Regions from separate parts of the Homo sapiens genome. Here regions 2, 3, 4, 5, 6 and 7 are each linked to region 1. A link is a loop called in an ENCODE intact Hi-C map of the cell type or tissue named here. Cell type or tissue: PC-9. All regions are shown on one strand. Region 1 has its middle 70 kb from the start of FAM184A. Region 2 overlaps LOC105377975 (a long non-coding RNA gene). Region 3 has its middle 98 kb from the start of MAN1A1. Region 4 has its middle 360 kb from the start of MIR3144. Region 5 overlaps LOC105377975 (a long non-coding RNA gene). Region 6 has its middle 37 kb from the start of MIR3144. Region 7 has its middle 510 kb from the start of TBC1D32.

The links. Peaks named below come from ENCODE experiments on the same cell type or tissue, not always from the same donor. Only the 100,000 strongest peaks of a DNase experiment are listed, where the experiment ranks them.
Region 2: a loop joins it to region 1, with 8 times the contacts of the local background. A loop is called at or near these places in 11 of 110 quality-filtered maps.
Region 3: it touches region 1 in a loop (15-fold over the local background); 3 of 110 quality-filtered maps call a loop at or near these places.
Region 4: it touches region 1 in a loop (2.9-fold over the local background); 6 of 110 quality-filtered maps call a loop at or near these places.
Region 5: it touches region 1 in a loop (5-fold over the local background); 7 of 110 quality-filtered maps call a loop at or near these places.
Region 6: it touches region 1 in a loop (13-fold over the local background); 20 of 110 quality-filtered maps call a loop at or near these places.
Region 7: a loop joins it to region 1, with 8 times the contacts of the local background. A loop is called at or near these places in 7 of 110 quality-filtered maps.

What each region holds. Positions count from the first base shown.
Region 1 is chr6:119,146,816-119,150,815 of GRCh38, reverse strand. It overlaps a transcript of FAM184A not described here. Among named protein-coding and RNA genes, the nearest start is that of FAM184A, 70 kb to the right of the region's middle. RefSeq lists an enhancer at 3,302-3,371. In PC-9, a CTCF peak has its summit at 2,112 (motif pointing left); DNase peaks (open chromatin) are centred at 2,095, 3,285 and 3,605; H3K27ac peaks cover 1,590 bases.
Region 2 is chr6:119,725,758-119,729,757 of GRCh38, reverse strand. The region is part of intron 2 of LOC105377975 (a long non-coding RNA gene); the gene reads right to left. Among named protein-coding and RNA genes, the nearest start is that of MIR3144, 290 kb to the left of the region's middle. RefSeq lists an enhancer at 1,789-2,623. In PC-9, CTCF peaks have their summits at 1,396 and 1,598; a DNase peak (open chromatin) is centred at 1,947; H3K4me3 peaks cover 2,811 bases; H3K27ac peaks cover 3,783 bases.
Region 3 is chr6:119,445,309-119,449,308 of GRCh38, reverse strand. No RefSeq gene overlaps it. Among named protein-coding and RNA genes, the nearest start is that of MAN1A1, 98 kb to the right of the region's middle. In PC-9, no CTCF peak of the experiment used is centred here; DNase peaks (open chromatin) are centred at 2,448 and 3,068; H3K4me3 peaks cover 1,732 bases; H3K27ac peaks cover 2,662 bases.
Region 4 is chr6:120,376,419-120,380,418 of GRCh38, reverse strand. No RefSeq gene overlaps it. Among named protein-coding and RNA genes, the nearest start is that of MIR3144, 360 kb to the right of the region's middle. In PC-9, CTCF peaks have their summits at 1,431 and 1,634; a DNase peak (open chromatin) is centred at 1,618.
Region 5 is chr6:119,627,162-119,631,161 of GRCh38, reverse strand. The region is part of intron 2 of LOC105377975 (a long non-coding RNA gene); the gene reads right to left. Among named protein-coding and RNA genes, the nearest start is that of MAN1A1, 280 kb to the right of the region's middle. In PC-9, a CTCF peak has its summit at 2,430; DNase peaks (open chromatin) are centred at 2,641 and 3,421; H3K27ac peaks cover 1,634 bases.
Region 6 is chr6:119,976,542-119,980,541 of GRCh38, reverse strand. No RefSeq gene overlaps it. Among named protein-coding and RNA genes, the nearest start is that of MIR3144, 37 kb to the left of the region's middle. In PC-9, CTCF peaks have their summits at 436 (motif pointing left), 1,867 and 2,068 (motif pointing right); no DNase peak of the experiment used is centred here.
Region 7 is chr6:120,824,718-120,828,717 of GRCh38, reverse strand. No RefSeq gene overlaps it. Among named protein-coding and RNA genes, the nearest start is that of TBC1D32, 510 kb to the left of the region's middle. In PC-9, a CTCF peak has its summit at 2,263 (motif pointing right); no DNase peak of the experiment used is centred here.

The sequences.
Region 1 (4,000 bases):
CGCCTGTAATCCCAGCACTTTGGGAGCCTGAGGTGGATGTATCACAAGGTCAAGAGATTGAGACCATCCTGGCCAAATGGTGAAACCCCGTCTCTACTAAAAATACAAAAATTAGCTGGGCATGGTGGTGTGCGCCTATATTCCCAGCTACTCTGGAGGCTGAGGCAGGAGAATCGCTTGAACCTGGGAGGCAGAGGTTGCAGTGAGCCAAGATCATGCCACTGTACTTCAGCATGGTGACAGAGCAAGACTCCATCTCAAAAATAAATACATAAATAAAAAAGATAAAGTGGAGATCTCACTAGCCACATCAACAGCAATAGTGTCGAACATTTACTGGCTGCTTACTAGGAGGCATGCCCTGGGTCACATACATCCATGCTGTATTAGTTTGCTAGGGCTGCCATAACAAAGCACCACCAACTGGGAGCTTAAACAACAGAAATGTATTGTCTCACGGTTCTGGAGGCTAGAAGTCCAAGATCAATGTGTCAGTAGTGCTGGTTCCTTCTGAGGGCTGTCGGGGAGAACCTGTTCCATACCTCTCTCCTAGCATCTTATCGTTTGTTGGCAATTTTGGGCATTTGTTAGCTTACAGATGCCTCATCCTGATCTGTGCCTTCATCTTCACAGTGTTCTCCTTGTGTGGGTACCTCTGTGTCCAAATTTCCTGTTTCTATAAGCACATTAGTTGCACTCGACTAGGGCTCACTCTAATGACTTCATGTTAACTTGATCATCTGCAAAGACTCTATTTCTAAATAAGGTCACCCTACAGGTACTGGGTGTTTGGACTTCAACACGTTTTCTGGGACACAAACCAACCCCTAACACATGCATTGTCTCATTCAGGCTCACACCAGCATCATGAGGCAGGGGCTATGATTACTGACATTACAAACCAAGACGGTGAGACTTAGAAAGCTTTGCTTACGCTTTTCTATTGCATCTACTACAAAGATAGTAGAACTATGGTATGGATGCAGACAGTTTGATGCAAAAAACCATGCTCTTAATCACCACATGAGATTTCCAAAAGAGCATGAGGAACTTTCTCCACCTTTCAGTTGCTTGGCCATAGGTTACACACTGGAGTCATCCACTCTACTCAGAAGAATACTAGCTACCCTTGGTTGAACACCTATTACATACATTACATTATCTCATTTAGTCCCCTAAAAAAACTTAGAAGTTCAGTACTCTTTATCCCAGTTCACAGATAAGCATATTGAAAGTCAAAGAAGTAGAGAGCAGCTGGCCAAGAAAGCAAGAAAGAGTTGAGCCAGGATTCAGGTTGCCCCCGGCCACTACCCATCACCACTTGAGCCTGAAGATGTATTTTCTCCACTGTGCTGTGCTGCCTTTCATGCAAAGCTCAGGGCATACCAGGCTATGATTCACTCACATGAAAAAATCAGAGGTCTGAGTAAATCTCACAGTGCTCATTTTTAAAAGGGTACACAAAAAAATCTCAATTCCAAAGAATTTGGATCAGCCAAGAGAAGGCATGGGAAAATATCAAATGTTTGTATGATTACCTGGGCAACCTTTTCTGTGCTATGTAAATGTGTAATGACTAATCAACCAGGACGGCCAAGGGATTTGTTTCTAGAGATAGGCAATTTTCATTTGTGCCTGTGATTGGCTCAGCTCTGCGTGTGAAGAGGGAAAAGGCTTCCGTTTATTTAGCATAATGATGGACCAAAACAAAAGAAGAAATCATTTCACTCATGCTTAGGTAAGACATTTCCATCTTTCTTAAATCTTTGTGTGTCTATTTTTGTGTTCATAGCAACCGGCAGACTATTTAGAACAGAAATGTGCATGCGTTGAGTACAAAGCGAAGACAGCATTGGGCGGTGGGATGCGTGCTGAAGAGGGATAGCTAATGTTTGGCAAGTGTCAAAAACAAATGGCCATTGATCAGGAAGAATCCTGAGCAAAATAAGATCAAGATTTTCTGGGGGCTATTGACCATTACCAGTTTTCACTTTTCTGACATTCATTAAAAAAAAAAAAATACAGATCCTGATTCCCTGGAGCTTTGCAGTTTGCCAACTTTCTGAGGGCATTGCTAGATTTATAGTGCCATCATGTGGCCACTTCTCAATCTGTTCAAAAATTCTGCTGGATCTAAGCCTGGCAGGATGACTGAATGATTCCAGTTTCATGGTGTTGGGAGGCTTATAGAACAGTGCTGGCTAGTCACACATCTGATGCTGGCAGCAATAGTGTGCTGGGGAAGGGGTTAAGAAAGAAAGAGCTGAGAGGCTCCCTGCAGGCAGAGCAGGGGCGGGACAAAGAGAATCCAGACAGTTGGACTTGGCCGTGGGGACAGGCAGCTGGCAGAGAGGACATTTACCCAGTGGGGGTTAGGGCCATACTAGTGGGCTTGGGTTCATACGCAACACTTTCATCACTGAGAAGAATGTGGCTAGGCTCCAACTCTCGTGGGGTAGGTGGGACTGGGAAATAAAATAGCAACTGGAGCTAAAACCCAGTTACAGTCTTCCCTGGTCACTGGCTCTTAGAAGAAGACAGGCATTCCATGCACCTCACTCAGGAGATCACCAGAAGTCCAGCCAAGCCCTGCCTGGGCTCCTTCCCAGGAAAGTGCTTCTGCTGACACTCTCCTGGCCACGATCTTCTTCCCAGCAGAGGAAGAAATCTTGTCCATATAGGAGAAGTTGAGGTATGGAGTTTCATTGCTAGGCAGGGAACTAGGGTGGGTGGGTTGACAGTAAGCAGGTTATAGGTTCCATGGAAATAGACAAAGACCAACCAAATGAGAAAAAGCAAAGGCTATTTATTCTGAGCTTGCTATAGCAATGAAGTTGGCCACCATCACTTGCATTTTGTCAGAGACCCCATCACAGGCAAAGCACTGGGAAAGCTTTAGAGTGGAAAAAAAGGGAAGTCTTGAGGTGTGCCCTGATGGGAGGCTGTTGGCCTGGGGAAGCTGCAGGTGGGCTAACTGGAAGCAGGGCACACTGTGTGATTGGTTAGGGGTAGGTACAGATTTGGCTTTCTCTGGTTGTTCCTAAATTTAAAATGGTGACAAAAGTTAGGGAAGCTGTCCGTTATTAATCAGGTCCTGGCCATTTCTGGCTGATTGTTACAGAAGTTATTGTTCAGCTTCCTGGATTGTCACCAGAGACAGCAGCCTGGCTTCCTACAAGTCTGAGTTCGAGCAGGCTGACTTCCTGGGTTATTTATTGTACATAAGGGGGTTGGTTTCCTTCTCTGGTACAGAGAGTGGGTCAAAGATCTATTTTTACATGTGGTCTGGTCTGTTTCTAGATTCAGTCTATCATCTCTGAGTCATCCCTGCTATGACTCAAGCAAGGATCAGCCTGGCAAGAGGTGGTGGGGGTTGGGAGCCCTCATCTTATGTCAGCAAACAATGAGGAGTTGGAATTGGCAAAAGGCCCCACCCACCCCACCCTATCCCCAGTCAGAATCAAGTCTTCAAGGGGACAGGACCAGTTGGAAGCCCAGCGGTTAATACCAGGTTGTATCATCGATCAGACCCACAGCTAGGATGCACCCACGCTAAACCCTCTTCCAGCCACTACTATGTAGCTGAAGCAACTTGATTATTTGCTGCCTTAGTCATGACTGGATGAGGAACTTGGAAGAGACTTCAGATTCAGGAGAAAGAGGAGGAAGTGGTGCTTGTGTTCGTGGTATTGATGTTAGGGTGGCACATTTTGTAGGCATCTGGGAGACAAAAAAACAAAAAAAAAAAAAACAGAGCCTGCCACTGCCCCCGCTGGATGTCTTAGTGCCTCTAACTAGGGTTTGGGGCCCTGGCTCTATCCTGATAATAAACTACATTTGTTTTTTTCTGGAATGTAGTGACTATCATGTGGAAAGGGCAAGAGCTATAAATGCAAGCCTGGGGGTGCACATCTCTGGGAGGAAACCCTGGGTACAGGCACTCCTTTTTAATTCAAGGAGAGTTGGAAGAGCTCCAATCTGTGCACCAGGGGAGAGGGTG
Region 2 (4,000 bases), 580 kb before region 1:
AGAATCACAAATTAAATTTAAAAGTAAAGCCATGTAAGTGCTATAGGCATATAGAGATAAATATTTACATAGTGTAACACATTATACAACTTTATATTACACACCATTATATTATAGATGCAAAAATGTAAACATGACATGAAAAGCAGTAATTATAAAAGAAAAATGTTTGAGTTCTCATAAGTTAGAACAAGTATTGGATGTATATTAAATATGACAATGTTAATGTATGTGCAAAGATTACGTGCATCTATAGCATGCTCTCATTTTGAAAAAATCAGTACATATATTTGAATGATATAACTATTTTATAGTTACAAAGCCTAATTTCTAAAAATAATTAATGTCTAATTCTGGATCTCCTCCAGCAAACCTTATGTCAAGCAATTTAATTTAGCACTTAGATACCCAGACAGTTGGTCTGATAAACAAGATGGCTACTAAGCGACTATGGTATTCTGTAGACAAACGGAAGATTCATGTCCCAGGTGAGAACTGCTAAATGTCATCACCCTACTCAGAATGACATCCAATTTAAAACTTAAGAACTGTTTATTTCTAAAACATTCCACTTAATGTTTTCAGGCTACAGTTGACCACAGGTAACTGAAACTGCAGAAAACGAAAGTGAGGAAAGCAAAACTGAGAATAAGAGAGGACTACTGCACACACACTTATAAAATTGTTAATATAAAAATAGATGTATATACAGTTATAGATATATAGTGATAAAAATTAGCCTGGAGATGATAATTATTTAAGTATTAATAGAGGTTAAATGTTTCAAACTTGCCCAACATTTATTACATTCATAGATAAATTCTAAAAACATTTTAAAACATGATTTTCTAAATTTACAGCTGTCCAGGCAATCTTCTAATTCACATGGGTAACAATGTACGTTTCAAAAGGGTTGAGAAGATTGTTCAATGACGTAGGTTTATCTTATTCATACATGGCTTAAGCCTGGCTTTGAAAAACTTTTTAGAAGTAAAAACAGACTATATCTGAATTTGTGCAATTATGTGTTTGATTTAGCAAAGTAGAAAGAATTCATATAGCTAAATCCTGCTCACTTCTCCAAATATTAAAGCCACTGGGGCCCAAAATAGCACAAAGACATGGAGGAAGAAATAATTCACGCTCTCTTTGTGACTGACAGTTAAGCTGGGACATCAGTTTTCTCCTACTCTCTGAGACTGCCACCAACTCTCCTGGTTCTCAGGACTTTGAACTCAGACTGGAATTTACATCTCTGGCTCTCACAGGTCTCCAGCTTGCTGTCTGCAGATCCTAGGAACTTCTCAACCTCCATAATTGTGGGTCCCCAACCCCCAAGCCACAGATCTGTACCAGTCTGTGTCCTGTTAGGAACTGAGCTGCATAGCGGGAGGTGAGCAGCAGCAATTAAGGAGATCATCACGGTGGATGAGAGGCAGGACTAGATTGCAGCTCCTACTCAGACAGAGCGGCATGCGGAGGCTCGCATCGTGAATTTTAGCTCCAGAATGACTGCAAGAACAAACCATGAATCCCCAGAGGACCCACAGACCCTCTGAAGGAAGCAGAGTGATCCTGCACGACCTGGGAGACACCCCAGATACTGTGAGTGCCCAAACTGTGGAAGTAGAAAAGGGAGATCCTCTGCTCCTGAACACACACCCCTACTGGGGAAACGGAAGGTTTGCAGAAGTTTCTGACCTTACCTGGAGCTGAGTCAATTTAGACAGCCAAGCAAAATACAAGGGTAGAAGAAGCAGCAGGAAGGGTCCTGGGAACTCATTGGGTCCCCAAGCAGGCCATTCATGCCTGGCACCACAGGGATCCTTCAGGAGGGTGTCCAGAGGTATGGGGAAAATGCCACAGGGAGAAGGAAGTCTCCAGCTGAACTTTGTAACAATTTGAACCAGGTGAGAAGCCTCCTGGCCAGAACTTGCTGGAGGGCATGAATCCAGCCAGCAGATTCCACAGGTGGGGGAAGAACTAAAGTCCTTTTCTTTCACAGCTGGGAGGCGGGTAGCCTGGGGAAAGTTCTCAAGCCCTGCTTGCCTGCTGCCTGGAAACAGACTCTGTGCTGTTGGAGGTGGCACAGTGGGAGTGAGACCAGCTCTTCAGATTGTGTGGGAGCTGGGTGAAGCCTGTGACTGCCAGCTTTCCCCTACTCCCCTGACAACCTGCATGACTCAGCAAAGGCAGCAATAATCCTCCTAGGTACACAACTCTGTTGACCTGGAAAACTCACCCCCAACTCTGACAGCAGCCACAGCAAGACCCACCAAAGCAGAGCCTGAGCTCAGACACGCCTAGCCCCACCCCCACCTGACGGCCCTTCCCTACCCACCCTGGAAGCTGAACACAAAGGGCATATACTCTTGGGAGTTCTAGGACCCTGCTCAACCCCAGTTCCTCTCCATATTAGCAAAGCTGATGCTCTCTGGAAAGCGCTACCTCCTAGCAGGAGGTCAACTAGCACAAAAATAGAACATTAAACCACCAAAGCTAAGAACCCTTACAGAGTCCATTTCACCCCACTGCCACCTTCACTGGATCAGGTGCTGGTATCCATGGCTGAGAGACCAATAGACAGTTCACATCACAGGACTCTGTGCAGACAACTCCCAGTACCAGCACAGAGCCTGGCAGACTTGCTGGCTGGCCAACCCAGAAGAGAGATAACAATCACTGCAGCTCAGCTCCCAGGAAGCTACATCCATAGGAAAAGTGGGAGAGCACTACATCAAGGGAACACATCATGGAGCAAAAGAATCTGAAAAACAGCCTTCAGCCCTAGACCTTCCCTCTGACAGAGTCAAGCCAAATGTGAAAAAAAAAAAAAAACACACACACACACACAGAAAGCCAACTCTGGTAATATGACAAAACACCCCCAAAAAATCACACTAGCTCACCAGCAATGGATCCAAACCAAGAAGAAATCCCTGATTTACCTGAAAAAGAATTCAGAAGGTTAGTAATTAAGATAATCGGGGAGGCACCAGAGAAAAACAAAGTCCAATGCCAGGAAATTCAAAAAATGATACAAGAAGTAAAGGGAGAAATATTCAAGTAAATAATAGCATAAAGAAAAAACAATCAAAACTTCAGGAAACATTGGACAGACTTATAGAAATGCAAAATGCTCTGGAAAGTCTCAGCAATAGAACTGAACAAGTAGAAGAAAGAAATTCAGAGCTTGAAGACTAGGCCTTCAAATTTACCCAATCTAACACAGACAAAGAAAAAAGAATAAGAAAATCTGAACAAAGCCTCCAAGAAGTCTGGGATTATGTTAAATGACCAAACCTAAGAATAATCGGTGTTCCTGAGGATGAAGAGAAATCTAAAATTTTGGAAAACATATTTGGGGGAATAATCGAGGAAAAGTTCCCCGGCCTTGCTAGAGACCTACACATCCAAATACAAGAAGCACAAAGAACACCTGTGAAATGAATCACAAAGAGATCGTTGTCTAGGCATATTGTCATCAAGTTATTTAAAGTTACAACAAAGGAGAGAATCTGAAGAGCTCTGAGACAAAAGCACAAGGTAACCTACAAAGGAAAGCCTATCAGATTAACAGCAGAATTCTCAGCAGAAACCCTATAAGCTAGAAATGATTGGGGCTCTATTTTTAGCCTCCTCAAACAAAATAATTATCAGCCAAGAATTTTGTGTCCAGTAAAACTAAGCATTATGTATGAAGGAAAGATACAGTCTTTTTCAGAAAAACAAATGGCTAAGAGAATTTGCCACTACCAAGCCACCAAGACAAGAACTGCTAAAAGGAGCTCTATCTAAATCTTGAAACAAATCCTGGGAACACATCAAAACAGAACGTCTTTAAAGCATAAATCACACAGGACCTATAAAACAAAAATACAAGTTAATTAGCAAAAACAACAACAACAACAACAAAAAGAGGTACACAGGTAACAAATAGCACGATAAATGGAATGGTACCTCACATCTCAGTACTGACATTGAATGTAAATGGCTTAAA
Region 3 (4,000 bases), 300 kb before region 1:
GGGATTCTCAAAAACCAGGTTTACTGTAACTCTTCCTCTCAGAGGGATGAAAGAGAATGTGGAGGATGAAACCAGTGTTCACACCCACCCTCCCCAGGGAGAGGGAAGAGAAATTCCCCTTCTCTATGGAAACGTGGATTGGAACAGAAAGCTCCTCCTGGAACAGGGGATAGTGCACTCTGAGCATATATAGTGGAAAGTAAACAATCTAAAGCTGTGTCAGGTAAGAATGATTGGAGCTAGAGGAATGTGCCTTAAATGTGTCAAAATGGATGTTGTTTGGAAGAAAAAATAGCATTCTTCGCATAGCCCAAGATGGAGAATAAGGCCAACAGATGGCAATTAGAGGCAGAGTGACCAACTGTCCTGGTTTGCCCAGGACTGACGGATGCCCTGGGATGCAGAATTTTCAGTGTTAAAACAGGACAGCTCCAGACAAACCAGAACAGTTGGTCACCTGGGATGACAGATTTCAGTTCAATTAAAGAAAGACATAGAGTCAGAGCTTTCTTACCACAAAGAAATGATCCATGTTTGAGGGTACACTAAATACTTTGATTTGATGATTATACAATGTATACATGTATTGAAACGTCACACTGAACCCCATAAATATGCACAATTTTTATGTGCATATTTATTTTTATTTTAAAATGAAATAAAACAACAAAAAGACAGCTGTTCAAAGGCAGATAACAATTTTACTACCACTGGAAATGCTCAAATATAGTTTAGCCTTTAGCTCAAGGCTGCCAACAAGAGGGAGGTGGGAGTTGATGACCCCAAAGGAGAGAAGAAGAGTAATCTGGTACCATGAACTTTTTAAAAAATTTATTGGAATATAAGCATTTTCCAATTGATTATTTGTTTGCTTTTGGCAGTCATTTAAGAAACTTTCTCTAAGAAACTCATTGGTTCATATGTTTCTTCCATTAAGTGTGTGTGTACACAAACACACACACACACACACACACACACATGCACACATATATATGTATATATGTACCTCACAGTTTGGGCAGAGAAGCAAATTTAGCTCTAATTCCAATCCCAGTACTTTTCTACTCTGTTTTCCCACCCGCTCCACCATGCCCAACACACAAACACACACAAACTTACCATAACAGCCTATGGGTTGAATTAGACAGTCATTGTGTTAGGAAAATGGAAGCTTGTTCCGTCAAGCCTCCCTCTCAGTTCCTTCTTTCTAAAAGTGAATTTTTGAGGGCCTACTTTATTTTGTGGGAAGTGGGGTGGGAAACCTTTTTTTTTTTTTTGAGATGGAGTCTTGCACTTGTTGCCCAGGGTGGAGTGCGGTGGTGCAATCTCAGCTCACTGCAACCTCCACCTCCCAGGTTCAAGTGATTCTCCTACCTCAACCTCCTGAGTAGCTGGGATTACAGGTGCCCACCACCAGGCCTGGCTAATTTTTGTATTTTTAGTAGAGACAGGATTTCACCATGTTGGCCAGGCTAGTCTCAAAGTCCTGACCTCAGGTGATCTGTGCACCTCAGCCTCCCAAAGTGCTGGGATTACAGGCGTGAGCCACCAAGCCCAGTGGTAAATCTTAATATGGTCCCTGTTATCATGAATTTGTGAAAAGATAACTAAAATGCACTTATAGCAATTAAAGAAGGCTCTAGTTAGTGACTAATTGTGCCTCTGTACACCTTCAAGCCTGTGGACCAAGGGCAGTACTGAGTTACAGCTGCAAAGGCCAGAGCCTTTGTTTGCTTGGGGAAGGCTGGAGAGTTCCACACTTATTATACAAAGTTAGGGTAAGAATGACCATACGTTTCCATTTTCTCAGAACAGCCCATGTCTACTCATACTATTCCAGCATAATTATTAATAGTATCCCAGTTTGGATGATAAATTAAATGACCACCCTAGATACAGCTATTGGACATAGTCAGAATAAGGGCTGAAGTTGAACAACCAATGGCACTGGGTCATGCTCTGGGCATTTTTTTAGTATTAGATTTCTAGCATATACCCATGCTGAGTCCAGGTCTCAAGAAAATGTTTACGCTTCTGTGCATATAGGAATATTTGTGTTAACATTAAATCATGGTTAAAAGAAACAAATTCAAAGAAAACATACAGTGAAGTTATCATTAAAAATTTCTCAATGATAACTTTGTGGGTTTTGTTTTCATGTTTGTTTAACAATAGAAGAATGGAAAATAACATTGTCTGGCTGGCAGTTGGTGATATTTATTAATTGGATATTCTTTCTGGTACTTTTGCTGGTTTTCCCTGTCATGCTGGTCAAACACACCCTAGAAAAACATACAGGTTGGACTTATCATTGGAACACGCCTAATTTTCACTGTCAGTATGCTGCGCAGGATGGCCACAATAGTTTTGTGGCTAAATAACCAAAGTCAAGTCTGCAAATAACTTTGACCCAGATACTTAAGATTTCAGAAGACTGGAGACAAGATCTGGAGCTTAGCCAGCTGGCCCTAAAACAAGGAAGTTTTCCAGACTATGGGGCAAATGTAAGACTGCTACATTCCCAAACTGGTTCTGAGATGCCTGTTCATTACCATCAACAGAGAAGCCTGTAGTTAGTGTTTAGAAAGAAGGAGGTTTTATAACTGAGGCTCATATTGAAAAAGAAAATAAAAGACTAGAAACCTGTGGCCAGAATAATGTGAGTGAGTCAGAATAAAAGAAGGAATAAAGGGAGGGAAAGCCCAGATCCAAAATGAGGCCGATCATACATGGGGCTTAGATATGTCCAAAAATGAGAGGGCCCACCAGGAAATCTCCTTGATTGACGGGCAAGGCAGCTTGTCAGCAGTGAACTCATCCTGATGTTAGAGAGAGTCAGGCAGACAAACTCCATCCAGTTAACAAAAGCTGAGTTGTTGAAGGGGAGAGATGATTCTAAATAAAGCATTGTCTGTCACTCCAGAGATCCTTATTGAGCATCTGTGATGTGCCAGGCACTGTTCTAGGTGGAGGCATGAGACATACAGTGAACAAATGAACAAATAAGCACAAGATAAATTCAGATAATAAGTGCTATGAAGAAAATGAAGCAGAGTGATGTAATAACACCACAGGGGGGGAAGGGAGAGAATATTTCAGGCTGAGTCATTAGGTAAGGCCTCTCTAAGGAGATGTGATTCTGAAAGAAAAGATGGAGCCATACTGTGAGCAAGTTAACTAAAGACTGGAGAGCATCCATTGGTTTGACAGCATCAAGCTCATCGGAGACCTTCACAAAGGCAGTTTCAGTGGAACAGTGGTGTAGATGCCAAATAGGAGAGGGCTGATGAGGTGGGGATAAAGTGAATGTGGGGTAAGGAAGCAGAGACAGAGACTGCAGACAGCGGTCCACTTCAGATCTAAGCTACCCGGAAATTGAAAAGTATATGCAGCTGCAGGAGAGCTTTTAAGAGGGGCCAGCCTGGAACACTGCGGAATGCTAAGAGAAGAATCCCCACTGAGAGGGAGAGTTAGACATGCAGAAAAGTCCTTGCGAAAACAGTAGGGAGTCAGATCCAGAACACATGTAGAGGCTGGTCTTTGACAAGAAGAGGGACACTTCCTCTACATTAACAAGAAGCAAGGAAAGGAGGGAACTAATGCAGGGGTGGTTTTATGGACCTGTCAAGCTGGATCCCTATTAACTTCATTAGGGATGGTATCAGGTTCAAGAGGCTCAAGAAGAGACCCAGAGCGAGCAAACAAGACATAGGGTTTACTAAGGGGACTTAGATACAGAGTGGCCCAGTGGCAATGGGTTGGATGACAGAACTGCTACCACTTGCAAAAAACATGCAATTTATATAGCATTTTTGCATAGCATCCTCCTCCAGCAACCTCCACCTCACAGCCTTCATTTAACCCAAAACAAAGGGCCTCAACCCCCTGCACAGCCCGTGTTCCATGGGACAGGTGGAGGTTCATATGTTCTTCATAGATAAGAAATGAATTTCTGAGTTGGCCACTCCCAGTTTCCTTAACTTGTAACTCTGAACACATA
Region 4 (4,000 bases), 1.2 Mb before region 1:
GCTATGATTGAGTTTCAAATGTATCTTGTTTCCTGGCAGCCATGGCAAAAAGGGAAACCGTATCAATTATACACTGAACCACACTAGATAGGAAATAAATCTCTGGATATGGAAAACAAAACTGAAAGTTTTCTTGATATTTAAAATAAAATCCTCACGTGTATCGTATATAGTAGATTCTAATTCATGTAAAAAATATTCTTAGTATTATGCATATAGCAAATGTGGCCTAAATGACCATGTAATTACTATTTTATATATATATATATGTTTTAAGCAATTTAGATTTGTGGTGGCTATATTTCTACTCCCTGAATATTTTTAATTCTTATTCTAGACATGAGTGATGACAGCACTTCTTTGCTCACTGTGGTCATCCAGTCATGTGAATACTTTAGTTAATGGTTGTTAAATGTGAGTGCTCTGTGTTACTTAATTGCCTGTGTGGGTCCTCTAGAGCTTTCTTTTCTTTCCGTCGTGGTGCAATGACCATGCTCAGTATGGTACCCATTTCTTAGCCTGTGTATGAGGGTTAGAATAATGCAGAAAACTGGAGACTCATAATGGGCATAAAGCATGAATAAGAAATAAAATCTGAGTAGTTTAAAGTCTGAGATTGGGAGGTTTTTAAAATTATCTCAGCATAATCTAGCCTGATATAAACTGGATTTCAAAACTGATTTCATTCTAAGTAGTTTCATGTTGCACTAAAATATTAAGTTATACTTTGTAAGATGTATTTTGATCCAAGGATATATATGAGTCATATAAGTTATATAAGCATAAGAATTTCCTCCCAGTATCACTGCACCTTTGACAGAAGCCACATAGGAGCTAGTTCCAACTTGCTCTTTTAAATAGGAGGCAGAAATACAGAATTACTATAAAAAAGGGAGATTCAAATGTCCTGAAACCCAGAATGAGTCTGTCAGACTTGTAGCTACATTAAGCAAATCTAAAAGTTTAGTCTTCTTCTAAGCATGTACAACTTTCCACTCGCGCACAGAAATTAAGGCAAGAAAGGGTAGAACCTTTCTTCAAAAGCAGCTTGGAGTCTCATCTTCCTCCACCAAAACAGTATCAATTACTAGTTGACTCTTGTATATCAAAATGTGCCCTGCAATGTTTACCACCCAATTTGAAAGGGAAAAAAATGTAGATCTATAATTATTTTTCACAAAAATTGGTATGAAGTTTAAGTTATAAAGACTCTGAAATGAGACACAGAGCCCCCCCACATATTTCAACTGTATCACTTTTCAATTGCCATCTGTTGTTATTGTTGTTTCCTTTATTCTCATGCTGTCCTCTGGCTTTACAAAATCCGACTTGCAGTGCCTGTGTAGGTGGGTTGGCCTCCCTCAGCAATTCCCTGATTAGTAACTTTTCAAATGTTCCCTTATTTTCTGTCTTATCATGTAAATTGTAGTTCTGAACTCTTTCCCACATTTGAAAACTCCAAAGGGCTCACTGCAATAAATTCATAACTGAAAAAATAGCATACCTCCCTTCTATGAGGTCCCTTTGAATATAGGTTATGTCCCTTTGAATATAGGAGCATTCCTTAATGACATACAGGAATTACATGGCTTAGAATTTTTGAGAGGTGGCGCTCTCAGTACACTTCAAATCACTCTGTAAAGGTCTCTCCACCTATTGGTTGAAAGTGGTAACTACCTGAATAAAACAATATAAAGTAAATTGACTGATTTCTTCCTACAAGGGCATTTATTTGATACACTATAGTAGTAGTAGAAGTATTGTGTCACCTTAACACGATGCTGAATCTGTCAAACCCTTAAGTACTTGGATTAAAAGTACTTAAGAATAAAAGCAAAGAAAAAATATAATACATAGGAGACAAAAGAATTAGAGATGTGAATTATAAGGAAACTGGAGCCAAAGAGAATTACTGAAGTTTGATTGGGTGGGAAGACCCAGAGAAGAAATCACAGTCTAAGTGTGAAGTTGTCCTAGATAATTGAGAAGCAGAAGTGATTGGAGAAATGGCTATGTTGGGAAAGGGCAAATTCAGACAGGAAGAAAATCAGGAACATTCATTGGTAGAAAGAAATCACCCTAGATAATTCTGCTAGCCATGTTTTCCAACATATTCTTCATAAACAAGTACTATTTCAGAGACTGGGAGTGTCTAACAGTCATAAGTCAAAACCTCTAATGCAACCCACTCAATTGCATGGAGCCATCAAGACAATTAAAGGTAAAGCCAAGGGCAGAACCCAAGTGTCTTATTCTGCCAATTGGCTTATTACTCCTGCCTCAGATAAACACAAACAAAACAAAATAAAAACATGATATAAATGGCAGGATTTATTGGTGATCAAACATCTGTTCAGTAGATTTTTCAATAAGAAACGTATTTCAAATTGGCAACCACTTCTGTTCCTGAATTGCACACTAACATTTTATCATGAAAATTGCATACCTAACATACCTAAATTCAGATGAATCAATCAATGAAACTGTTCTTTTATAACCTGCACAGCTTTCTAGAAAATTTATTGTCACCTTATACGTTCTATTGCTGCAGAGGCATTCTTGGTTAGCATTTTCAGTCTAATGCTATTTTGTTCAAATTCCTGAGGGAATTGGGATTGATAGAGTACATATCTAACTAGATACAATAGCCTAATTTTTAAAAATAAAACATGTTATATTTTATATTAAGTACTTGAGTAGGCATTAGTAATATATACTTTTACACTTAAAGTAATAAAATCTCTTTTAAATTCTGGTTGAAATGCAGTGGCGGCTTCTAAATTGCTCACTGTTTTAAAAAATTATTATACATACGTAAAAGTTTTTGAATAATTGGAACTAATGCACTTTAATCACTAATGCTAACTTCTTTTTTACACATTTTTAATGGAGTTTTAAAAAAAATCTCTTTCACATAACATGATACTGTTTCCTCAAACAAGACAGTATACATATGCTAAATGTTTTCTGGGCCAGGCGCAGTGGCTCATGCCTGTAATTTCAGCACTTTGGGAGGCCAAGGCTGGCGAATCACCTGAGGTCAGGAGTTCAAGACCAGCCTGACCAACATGGTGAAACCCGTCTCTACTAAAAATACAAAAATTAGCCGGGCATGGGGGCGGGCCCCTGTAATCCCAGTTACTCGGAGGCTGAGGCAGGAGAATTGCTTCAACCCTGGAGGCAGAGATTGCAGTGAGCAGAGATGGCACCACTGAACTCCAGCATGGGCGACAGTGAGACTCCATCTCAAAAAAAAAAAAAAAAATCTGAAGAATCAAGCTCATAATCACTTATATTTATAAACCTTTAGAGATGAAAGAGATGAACTGAGGATCCTAGAGAATCACGTTCAGAAAGCACTGGGAAGCCTAGAACTCCAACCTAGGTCAGTGGCTCCTTCCACCCTCTACATTTGCCTGTTTCCTTTCTGCCCTCTAATTGATGAGATTTACAGTTGTGAGGTGAATGGATCTTTTTGTCCACCTATACATACTATATATAGCTTTGAGTTCTTAAGTACATTTCAATTTTTGTGGTTGTCTTTGGTTCATAGTACAATTTCCTACATGTTGTTGCCTTTAAAATATTGTAATCTGAAATCTCCTTTTCATGAAAATAGTAGGTTAGGAAAGACAAAGATAAACAACATTTTATAATTGAGTATATCATAAATGTAAGAAAACAGGACTTGGATTTTCCCTCCACAATACATATTTATATGCTTTCTGATTTGTTTATTATGGGGCAGGTATATTTTCACATTTAAATGTTTAGGTTATATTTAATTTTTCAATTATGATATGGTTATCTTAGTGACTTGTGGGAAGTGAGTTTTGTCATGATGGTTTAAGGTAAATGTCACAGTACATTTTCTATAATTCCCAATGTCTTTTCTAAATTCAAATTCATATTTATTGTAGAAGTTATTAGCAGCTGAAAAATATATATATACACACATATATTCAAATGTAATCATCTAGAATTCATGTTGAAGTGAAAG
Region 5 (4,000 bases), 480 kb before region 1:
AAGGAAAATAAATCATTCTGTCAAAAAGACACATGCACTTGTATGTTCATCACAGCACTATTTACAATAGCAAATACATGGAATCAACCTAGGTGCCCATCAACGGTGGATTGGATAAAGAAAATGTGGTACATATGCACCATGGAATACTATGCAGTCATAAAAAAGAATGAAGTCATGTCTTTGCAGCAACGTGGATGCAGCTGGAGGCCATTATCCTAAGTGAATTAATGCAGGAAAAGATAATGAAATACTGCATGTTCTCATATATAAGTGGAAGCTAAACACTGAGCACACGTAGACGTAAAGATGGGAACAACAAACACTGGGGACTACTAGAGGGGGTAGAGGGTGTTGAAAAACTAACTCTTAGGTACTCTGCTTATTACTTGAGTGATGAGATCAATTGTACCACAAACCTCAGCATTACGCAATATACCCATGTAGCAAACCTTCCCATGTGCCCCCTAAATCTAAAATAAAAGTTGAAATTATTAAAAAATTAAAAATAAAAATACTATTTGATCAAGGTTCTAAAAAATGTCATTCCATTGGCTTCTAGTCCCCATTGTTTCTAATAAGAATCCAATCATAATCATACAGTTGTTTACCCATAGGCAATGTGTCTTTTATCTCTCATTGCTTTGAAGAGTTTTTCTTTTTCATTTATTTTCAGTAATATTCCACATGTGCCTCTATATAGTTTTATTTGTATTTATTCTATGTAAATTATTGCTGAGATTCTTGTTTCTAAACTGATATTTTTCAACAAATTTTTAAAGTTTTTGGCCAAACTTGGACTACAGCAGTTTGGGTTCTGCCTTATTGATAACCAGAAAAGGGAGTGTCCTTTAGGGAAAAGCCTCTGTTTTTTTTCCGGAAATTGAATTACAAGTATGTGAGACTGTTTAATATTGTCTCACAGATTAGAAGAGCCTTGGATTGTTTTTCAATAATTTTTCTCTCTGTTTTTCACATTTGATAATTTTCGTTGATCTATCTCCAAGTGTGGTGACCCTTTCTTTATCTCTCTCCACTCTGCAATTAAGCCCATCCAGTAAATTTTTTATTTCAGATATTGTGGGTTTTGTGTTTTTAATTTTCTATTTGGTTAGTTTTGTCAATTATGCTTTTCTACTTGAATTTCCTTGTCTCTTAAACCATTATGACCTTCTCTTTAGATCCTTATCGTATTTAAAATAGCAACTTCAAAGTCCCTGTCTTCTAATTCCAAATTCTTGGTCATGATTGAGCCTGTTTCTATGGACTGCTTTTTTTTCCCCTCAACAATGAATCATATATGTCTTTGCATATCTTATCGTTGCTATTATATATTGGAGATTTTAGATAAAACATTTCAGACACTGAATTCTATTTTCTTCTTGTAAAGAGTATTGACTTGTATTCAAACAGGCAGTGGGATTACTGGCTTATCACTTTGAACTTGCGGAGGCTTGGTTTACTTTACCAAGGTGCTCTAATTTGGTGGGATTCAAACATCAACCTTTTCTCATCTGTGACATCTAGCTGCTAAAATCCCTCATAAATCCTTTTTGCTCTCTATCTGTGGTTTTCTGCTGAGTTCCTTGGAGCTTGGAGTCCTCTAAAAGCATTCTGTAGGGTTCAGCCAAGTATTTTAGGGAAATTATATTCAGATTTGAGGGCTCCATTTACTCCAGGAGTTTCCTCTTTAATTACCAGTCTCTCTTGCACTTCCAAACTCTGCCACTGACACTTCAAGCTGAGAAAAATGCAGCTTTCTCCTTGAGTTCTGGCTTCTTTGCAGGCCACACTCAATGGGATGTCCTCAGGAGAAAGATGCTTGTAAATATGGACTGCACTCTAAGCACTTGCCCTCTTTTAAGGCAGAAATACCTTCAGTTGCTGCCTGCTTAGGGTTGCCCTCCATGCCTTTAAATAGGTGTGTGTGTGTGTGTGTGCGCGCGCGTGTGTGGTGTGTTCATTTTGTTCAGTGTTTATAATTGTTATCTACTGAAGAGTTTTTCTAACAATCTATTCACCATTGTTGACCAGCAATTTCCTTTTAATATTATTCATATTATGGCAATAAATTGGTGAAACAAATGTACAGTATTGCGTTCTCTTGTATCTAACATACAGTAACCTTTATATTCTCGCAAAAGCTTGGAGTGGGTGAGATCAAGGGGCAGTGGTAATAAACATATTATGACTTTCAAAATAAGGAGATTTATGAATGTAGTAACACAAGTCGGGTATAGTTTGTTCTGCTGGCTTGTTTTTCAAATAAGAATATTTGAACATTACTGTGTTCAAACACTTTCTCCTGCCAAGCCAACATAATCAAACAAATAGATTAAGAAGGTGAAAGAGAACTCAGGGGTATTCTAAGGGAAACTATTATAAATAACACTCCTATGCATAAACACTGTTAAACAAATAAAAATCATCTCTCAGGGAAATAGTGCTGGTCCCCAATATTAATTTAGTCCCCTCTGCCTGCATATAAGGTTATTTCCTTCTCTTTAAGGTATTCAAATTATTGCTCCCTCTGCTACCTTTGGTAATATATTCTACTTGTCAGAAGTAGGCTGATGCAGCAATGAGACAGAGAGATAGGGAAAGCCTGGGGTTTGAGCTTAGGAACAAGGTCCCAGGCTAATTACTCTTAGAAAGGAGTTGCAGGAATTTGAGTCATAAGGTGAGATCATCACCAGAGGGCCATCATCCCACAGCACAGGAAAGGTAGAAGGCAGAAAATACCCACAATCTCTTCAAGATGAAGAGACGTATCAAACACAAATAGCTAATGAAGTTTTTTTTTTGCTGGCAGTAAGGGGCACAAATGAGAGTATGATCATGGAGGAATTTCATATCAAAATAGAGACGGTATAACGCAGGACACATATCCCAAATGCATTTTTTACAGTGAAAGTAAAATTGTTTCAGATCTCCTGCTTTTGAATCCCAAGTCCATCATCCTTCAATCATATGATCTGGGGAAAATGCCTTAATGTCCCTGTGTTCCATTGCAACATCTGGGAAAATAAGTGCAGTGACTGAGTCAGATCTCGTCAGCCCCAGATGTCTCAATTCACTGATAGGTGCCCAAGTCTCCCCACAATTTGGCCTTTTCAGTTCCACTCTGCTCATTTCAGATTCTCCTTTATCTGTTACTGCTTCCTTTTATTTCACTCCTTCCAGCTTCAGCTCCTACTCTCTCCTGAATTGTACTTCAATATTTCCAATTCCTTATTAAAATCTGTCTTAGATCGACGTTCACCCCAATCTACATGCCTTCACTCCAAACACTGCCCTCAAAAAGCCTTTGGTCCAGGTGAAACTTCCTAGATTCCAACAAATGTTTCATATCTATTTGTGTAAGAAACCACGTACTCCTGCTATAAGCCCTTTGGCAGCAGTATACATAAGCATTCCATATTACTACTTTGCTAAAGGCAATATAAAAAAAAAAGACCTTAAAAACACAAATTAAGGAAAATAAACACAAAAGTGTCTTTTGAAAACTTACAAAACCTGTTCAGTAGAGCAGGCACTTTTAATTGGAAATGCTGCAAGACTGCAGGAGCAGCAAAATGTGATTCCTTCAAACATAATAGAATGTGCTGATTCACAGGCAGGAGGAATAACACCCAGAATCTGCCTATCTGCCACAGCAGTTCTGACCCTTCCAGCTCTGTTTAAGAAAGATTAACCTTAATGGGAGCCTTATACCCACGCTTGGACTCTTCCAGAGGAAAAATATGAGCATATGACTTTTCAGTTTGCAAAATAATCATGTGATTCTCCTTTAGTGGCAAATAACGTAGTGTCCTCTGTCCCTAAAAATTCTTCTTGTCCTTCTAGGATCATGGGGATCTCTGAGGGTTCTACCTTTACTTAAAATCCTTCAGACCTGCAATAAATAATTTGAAATGTTTAAAACACCATCATAAAAAATATACATTTGGGTTTGTTTTGCCCACGAGAAAATAAAGGGGGAGTGACTGTTATCAAGTAA
Region 6 (4,000 bases), 830 kb before region 1:
TAGATATTATTAAAACAATCATACAAACTGAAGGGAAACATATTTTATTTTTTTTTATCATTACAACAAAAGCCTATGCCTGGCAAAGAAACTCTACTACATTCCAAAATGAAAAAAAAAACTTATATAAAGATTAATAAAGACATCTATATGATGAACGAGACTGGAAAATAGTCAGTATATCTTATAAGAAGAAAATGGAAAGATCTGAATCCTTACATTTAGAAAACAAACATTGGGGTAGATGCCACAGAATCCATGAATGCGTGAATGTTATATCTAAGGTCAACATAATACAAAGGAATGGTTTGTAAATCAATGAGATGATTTAAAAATAAATATAATGACATCTATTGAAATAATTAAGTGGAAAGAATTCATTAACCCCAAATATGATACCAGCAGAAAAAATTATTTTCTTCAAAAAGAGACAGTTAGTCCTTGATGTACTTGCAAAAATAGCGACCTCTAGAGTTTACTTTGGAGTGCCAACAAAGCTCTCCTCCACTGATAAAATCCAGCTGGATAAGTCAAGTTTCAGAATCAGAGAGGTAATTCTCATTTTGAAATGGATTAATCAAGCATAATATTAGATGGAATTTAAAGTCATGAAACTGGATGAGATCACCAAGGGAGTGTATATAGACAGATCAGTGTAATTAATAAAGTGTAAGTAGATGTAGGTAGTATATATGGAAAATAATCTGATAGACATAATCTATGATTTACCAAAATAATATATTTGAAGGGATAATTCCTAATATTGAGTTGATCACAAATCAAGTACAGTTCATGGTATTTCAGTTCAGGCTTAAGATATAGTTACTGGCAGCTCACTAGATGGAAAATGGAATGAGAGGCATTATATTAAAATTTAATTTCACAGCAAAGACTGAGAGATAAGATTCAAGATTGATACTTTGCAGGTTGGCCTCCCAAGAAGTTGGAAAACCCAAGCTTCTCTGACAATTGGCTACAGTATATCCCTGTAAAAAGGCAATCTGTTCTGGTTAACTGCAAGTCTTACACAACTCTGTCATGTCAGGGGAGGGTCTCTACTTCCCAATGTTGGTTGTTGAGATAGAAAATCTTGATTCCAGTTTCAAATATCGCACAGCTGAAACCACAAGTCTTGGACCCATGGCCTGGTATCATGCCAGAGGAAGAGCTAAAATGTATTCAACGAGATAGAGCAAAATTAAGACCAGTTTTCCTTTGGGAGGAAATGAGTAGATGGAATTATGAAGAGATATGAATTGCACTGGATACTTTTTAGCACATTTTAAATTTCATACACTGTGCCTGTATTACCTAGACAATTTTTTTCTAAAAGTGGATAAGTATCTACATTTTTGACAATGTAAAGCACTGACACCATCTTATGTTTAGATAAAGCAATGTTCTCATGAGATAAGAGTAACTTGAAACTTCAGTTTTCTCACTAATTAAGTACAAAGCAGTTAGCATACATTATTAATCTGCTTCTCTCCAATATCCTAGCTAGACACTTTCTCAAGTAACTTTATCCACTTCTTCTGATAGTTATAAAATCACAGTTTAAACTCTTCTTAGATTTATCTGGAAGCTTTCAGCCTGATGTGAAAAATGAAACCTTATTATGAAGTTAATTTTGTCCTTGCTGAGGCTGACTTTTCTGCTTGCTTTGGAGGCTCTGCACTTTTTAAAATATATAAATGAAATAAGCAATTATTTTAATTTTTCATATTACTTGTTGTTTTCATTTTATGGTATTTTTAATAGCTTATTTCAGTAATCTGCACAATGCTTTGATTCAACATTATAGTTTGAAAGATTCCATTTTCAAATTAGATGTAGGAAATCCAGTTATATTCACTATTTACAATAACACCTCCTCTATGCCTAGATACATAATGCGTACTAAGTGGTATTGCCCTTTTCTAAGATTCAGAAAGTAATCTTTTTTCTCTTTTCTTTTCAGTCAGTGAATCATTAATGCCTAATTCTAACAATTCTGAAAGGTAAATGGGCCTCAAGGTTTATAAATACAGGGCCACCAGTCTCTTGGCCAACCAACAGAGGGAGCCCACACTAGATATATGCACAGCAAATACTCCCAAATGTAAAAAGAAAGTGATAATATTCTGCCAATGGTATTTAAAACAGGTCTGGATGTATACTATAGTGTAAGGGAAGCCGGAATGTATTGCTCTACTATAGATGTAACATCACTGGCAACAGCAACCATAATCTAGGCACCATCATTCCTCCTTCAATATGTGCCAAATGCATAATACATTTTATCTCTTGAATCACTACAACACTTGTGAGGCAGGTACCATTATCATCCCTGTTCTGTTCTGAAAATAATCCTAAGCTCATATAGCCAGAAAATTTGGCAAAGCCAGTACTTAAATCCTAATAAGCTGTATGACCTCGGAGGATATGTTCTTAAGGACTGTACTAGGCAGCTTCCCAGCAAAGTGTAGGAATGAGGATATTCTTGTTTGGAATAGTTATCTGCACATGCCAATTTTGTAGATATACTTAAGACAGGGAGAGGTAATGGACACTCTTCCCGGTACCAGCAAAATGACAAATAGGTTTACACCACAGTTCTGCTGAGGTCAAAATTATCTCTGCAAGGCCATTATACTTCTTGCTCATCATAAACACAATTGTGGATTAAGAAAAAAACTATTCTGTGCTGTTTTGGTGTATTAGCTATGTGAACAGTCTGCTGAAGAACCCAAATGCATAGGATTTGTTTCCTCTTCAATGATCTTTGGCCTATCTATATCTTCAGCCATGAGCAAACAGCTACATATGAATTTTTATCAGATAATGTATTCGTATCCATAAGACATTTCTGCAACACTTTTATTGACATATTGACATATCTTGGCCTGATCCACATATTTACTCAGGAAAAAATATGTACAAATCTCTAAAATAAAATTGTCTAGGAAATAGCATTATTTATAAGCATAACTTGACAGCTCCATATTCACATCCCATTATGGTATCCATGGTGCAATATATTTTAAGATAGCCTTCATGTTTATCTTTACATTTACAAAACAAATGAAAATTCTGGGAGTTTACTGTGCAGAGAAGCTATGAATGTGTAATATTTCTGTTTCCGTGAAAGTTTCTCACCAGCCATATTTGACTATGGGATCTTATCTCCTTTGTGCCCTGTACTGAGTAAACTCCTCACCAAGACAGTTGATTGCTGAATTAAAATCTGAGGAGAGAAAGAAATAAATTTCTGCACTGTTTGTACAACAGTATATTCAGCAGTGTACTGTAAGACATTATGACTTAAAGTAATGCTGTAGAATGCTAGCAACAAAGAATTTAGAGCAGACTCAGAGGGAACTCATAATCATAAAGCCATCCTTAGACAAGGATAATAAAAATACAGTTACAGTAAACAGACTGAGTCTTCAATCACACTGAATAAATCATAAGGTAAAAAATGGAAAAAGCAAACTATAGACATCATTTGACCAGGGTAGAAAGAAATTATCAAACAATGAGGTAATAGAAATGTCACAACACTGGAGCCAGTGTTTATTACGACTTCTTTCAGTGCCATTCATTTCCCTCAAAGGTCAAAGAAACTTTGGAAATGATGAAACACCACTTTCATTTTCCTTTTTTTCCCTCCTTCCCCGGTTTTAAATTCTCTCTTAGGAGTCTTACCTGAGATATGGCTTCAATGTTACATTGTGTTGATGACAATAGCAGCCCTTGGTTTGGAGAGAAAAGCAAATATATTTTCTCTTGAAACCAAATATGACCCAAATATTCTTAAAAATAATCCTACCGTTGTTAGAAAAGGGAAAGAGGTTTCGATATACTGATAAATGGGTTTATAGAAATACTGAAGAATTGGCATAACAAACAAATAAGTCAAATAATTCTAATAATTCAAAGGCAGAAATTCCTATTGTTTAATCTTCGTGGAAGGTAGAAAATGAATTGCTGGGACACTGGCTTTGTTCAAAAATCATGG
Region 7 (4,000 bases), 1.7 Mb before region 1:
AAGTGCCCCTTTCAGATTTGCCTTGGCTTCCTCATGTAAGCCATAAAGGAAAAAGTTTAAAAAGTAAAAGAGAAAACAAAAATGTTGACCCGGAAAATACAAACCCAAAGAAAGCTATGTGACTTAGATTTTGTTTGTTTGGTTAAGTTAAAAAAGCTAACAAAGACAAAGAATTAGTAAAAATATATAAATAAATAAGTCACTGGAAAAAAAAGATTCAATTCACTTAGAAACTATAACAATTGTAAACATATATATACCTAATAAAATACTTTTAGCATAAATTAAATTAATGAAACTGCAGAAAGGAATTTATGAATGTACCATCACTGTGGGATAGTTCAGCAGGTTTTTCTCATTAATCAAGAGATCAAATGACCAAAACATGAGTTAGGATAGAGAACACTTGAGTTATGTAATTAACAAGCATGAGTTAATATTTGACTTAGTAATAATGTAATGCTTAAGGTAAAATAATTTATGGCATACTTTTGTGAGCAAGAGGAGTGCCACAATTTATTATGTTGGGACAGTAACCATAAACTGGGGATTAATGTAGGGCAACTGGTCACATGGAAACCCTTACCTTTATAGAACTTGCTCTCTAATAATTATAGAAGAAACAATCCTCTCAAACACACACACAGGACATTTTTTAAAACATGACCATTAACTTGGCCACAATCAAGCATCAATGTATTTTTAGAAAGCATTATTATATAACACTAGACTATGGGGTGTTTTCTGAACACAGTGATTAGTTTGGAAATTGGGCATTAAAACACATTTTTAAACTGCTCATAGGTAAAAGAATAAATTATAATAAAATTTAAAGCAATTATAACTAAATAATAAAGAATATAGAACATATCAAAATATGTGGGAGACAGCAAAGTTAATACCTTAGAGAAAAATTCTGAACATAAGTAGTAAAATTAGAAAGGAAAGAGCTGAAAATCAATGTGCTAAGCATCTAAATTAAGAAATTAAAGGTGAACAGCTAAATAAATGCAGAGGAAATAGAAGAAAGGGATAAGACAAGAACTAAAATTAATAAAATAAGAGAGCTAAAGTACTTTGTAAAAAACCAAAAGCTGTTTCTTTGAAAAACATAAAAATAGACAAATTTTGTGATATTGCTGAAAAGAAAAAGAGACTAGGTGCCACTGAAATAGTAAGGATGAAAAAAGAGATAGATGTACAGATATAGAAGAGACTGGAGCATAATAAAGGAATATTATGACCAACTTTATGACAAATCTCTTGAAAATGTACCAAAATTATATTTACATATGTGTAATTTACATCTACATCTCTATATATGAAAATACTTTTTAAATGACCAGTCACCGCTAAAGTATTAGCTAAACATAGGCACTGGATATAATGTAGGGAAAAGTTTGAATCATAGAATCTTACCTTATCCAATACTTAGCACAATGAGCAGAAATTATTAAAACTAGAGTATCCATTTGGGTCAAGTTTAACTCCATGTGATAAAAATCCCCAAAGAGTAGTAAGTTTAAGAATGTGCTGCTTTTTTTCTTCCAAATAAAGGAATCCTGGTGGCATCATGTAGCTGTCAGTGACCTAGGCTTATCCCAGATTTTGACTCCTTTATTCCTGTAGTAAAATTCTTGTTCTCATTTTCCAAGACGGTGGTTGGAGTTCTATCCATTACCTTTTTATATTAAGCCAGCAGCAGAATGAAGAGGAGAAAAGAGCAAATGGAACATGCCTGCTATCTTTTAGGGATATTTAGTAGCAAATGCCGGAAAATATTTCTGCCCGTGTTTTAATGGCCAAACTTAGTGACATGAACACACCTGCTTACAACAGACACTGGCAAATGGAATTTTTATTCTGAGCAGCCATGTATACAGCGATAGGACAAATATTCTACGGAAGAAAGAAAGAAGATATAATGAGTGTAGACAACCACTATTCTCTGATATAACCAAGCAATGAACTCTCTGGCAGCATCCAAACATGGAAAGATATTCAACCACATAATATACATTTTGAAAAGTAACTGATTCTGGTATGTTGCAGTTTAGTCTTCATTTCCTTCTGTACCTCTCCAATGCCATAAAGTGGAAAGAGGATGAATTGAAAACATTCTGAGAATTCTTATTATTTCTCAATTTAGAGAAATGCAGATTAATAAGGCAATTAAGTAGCCTGGAGAAAATTTCTGAAAAGCCCCTTAAAAAGACAGTTCTCTCTGCCAACAGCAGGTCTCAGGTTCTCAGCCAAGGCAGGAGAAACCACCAGGGGTCACTGTGTTCCAGGTGAATAGTCAAAACCATAAATGGAATCTTCCGTAGGAATAATATACACCTGAACTCAGTGAAATCAATTCTACTAAAAGACACTTAACACAATCTCAGCAGACAGAGCAGAGACCTGACTATCCGAAAATGACTGCACTCAAACAAATAGAGCTTTTTGTTGTAAACTGCTCAACCTAAAAAATCTAAAAAGTACATGTAATAGCAAAACCCCAGTTCTCAAACTGTAGTTCAGAGAGAGTGCCAACCAGATATCATGTAAGCCTGAGTAGTGACAAGAAAAATTCACCACATTTTGTAGGGGAAAACAGAAATCCTGGATAAAGCTGCCAATATTAAGCATTGAAGAAGAAAATACGTAGCCTAGCAACTAAACAAACTTTCTTCTTTTTTTTTTTTTTGTTTGAGACGAAGTCTCGCTCTGTTGCCCAGGCCGGAGTGCAGCAGTGGCTCACTGCAAGCTCCGCCTCCTGGGTTCACGCCATTCTCCTGCTTCAGCCTCTCCGAGTAGCTGGGACTACAGGTGCCCGCCACCATGCCTGGCTAATTTTTTGTATTTTTAGTAGAGACGGGGTTTCACCATGTTAGCCAGGATGGTCTCGATTTCCTGACCTCGTGATCTGCCCGTCTTGACCTTCCAAAGTGCTGGGATAACAAGCATGAGCCACCGCGCCCGGCCCAAACTTCCTACAGAAAAATGAAGAAAAGAAAAAGACAGAGATCCCAGAGTGCAAGTGAGCATTACCCAAAGAAAAGTAAAACACATATGAGTAGGTTATTTCTGCTTAGAACTTATAAAGCTTGGTTGGGCACAGTGGCTCACGCCTGTAATCCTAGCACTTTGTGAGGCCAAGGCGGGAGGATGGCTTGAGCCCAGGAGTTCAAGACCAGCCTGCACAACATGGCAAAACCCCATCGCTACAAAAAATACAAAAATTAGTCCGGTGTGGTGGTGTGTGCCTGTAGTCCCAGCTACTTGGGAGGCTGAGGCTAGAGGATCACTTGAGCCCAGGAGGTCAAGGTTGCAGTGAGCCGTGATCACCACCGCACTCTAGACTGGGTGACAGAGCAAGTCCCTGTCTTAAAAAAAAAGTTATAAAACTCATCTTAATGTAATAACTCAATGATGTAATAATATTATAGAATGGCCTAATTATAGATCTGACAAACACATTTGATGTATGATAGAATAGATTATAGATAGATAGAATAGATTATACATAGATAGATAGAATAGATTATAGATAGATAGAATATTGCTCAAAACTGAATCCCTAATTTGCAGGAAAGCCATGAATATTGAGAATAAATTAAGAAGAAAGAGGTGAAGTGATTAAATAAGTTAGAAAGAAAACAGAGTAGCCAAATAATGATTATCAGAGTCCCCAAGGTAGAAAATCCCCCCAAATTAAGAAAAACTATGAACAAAAACGTAATTTTAAAAGTTCCCTGAAGTAAAAGGAGAACTGAGCTTGAAAATCAAAGGAACTTGTATTATACTATGAAATCTTGGTATAAAATCATCAATATTAACACATATTCTTTTTTTTAATTTTATTATTATACTTTAAGTTTTAGGGTACATGTGCACAAAGTGCAGGTTAGTTACATATGTATACATGTGCCATGTTGTTGTGCTGCACCCATTAACTCGTCATTTAGCATTAGGTATATCTCCTAATGCTATCCCTCCCCCATCCCCCAACCCC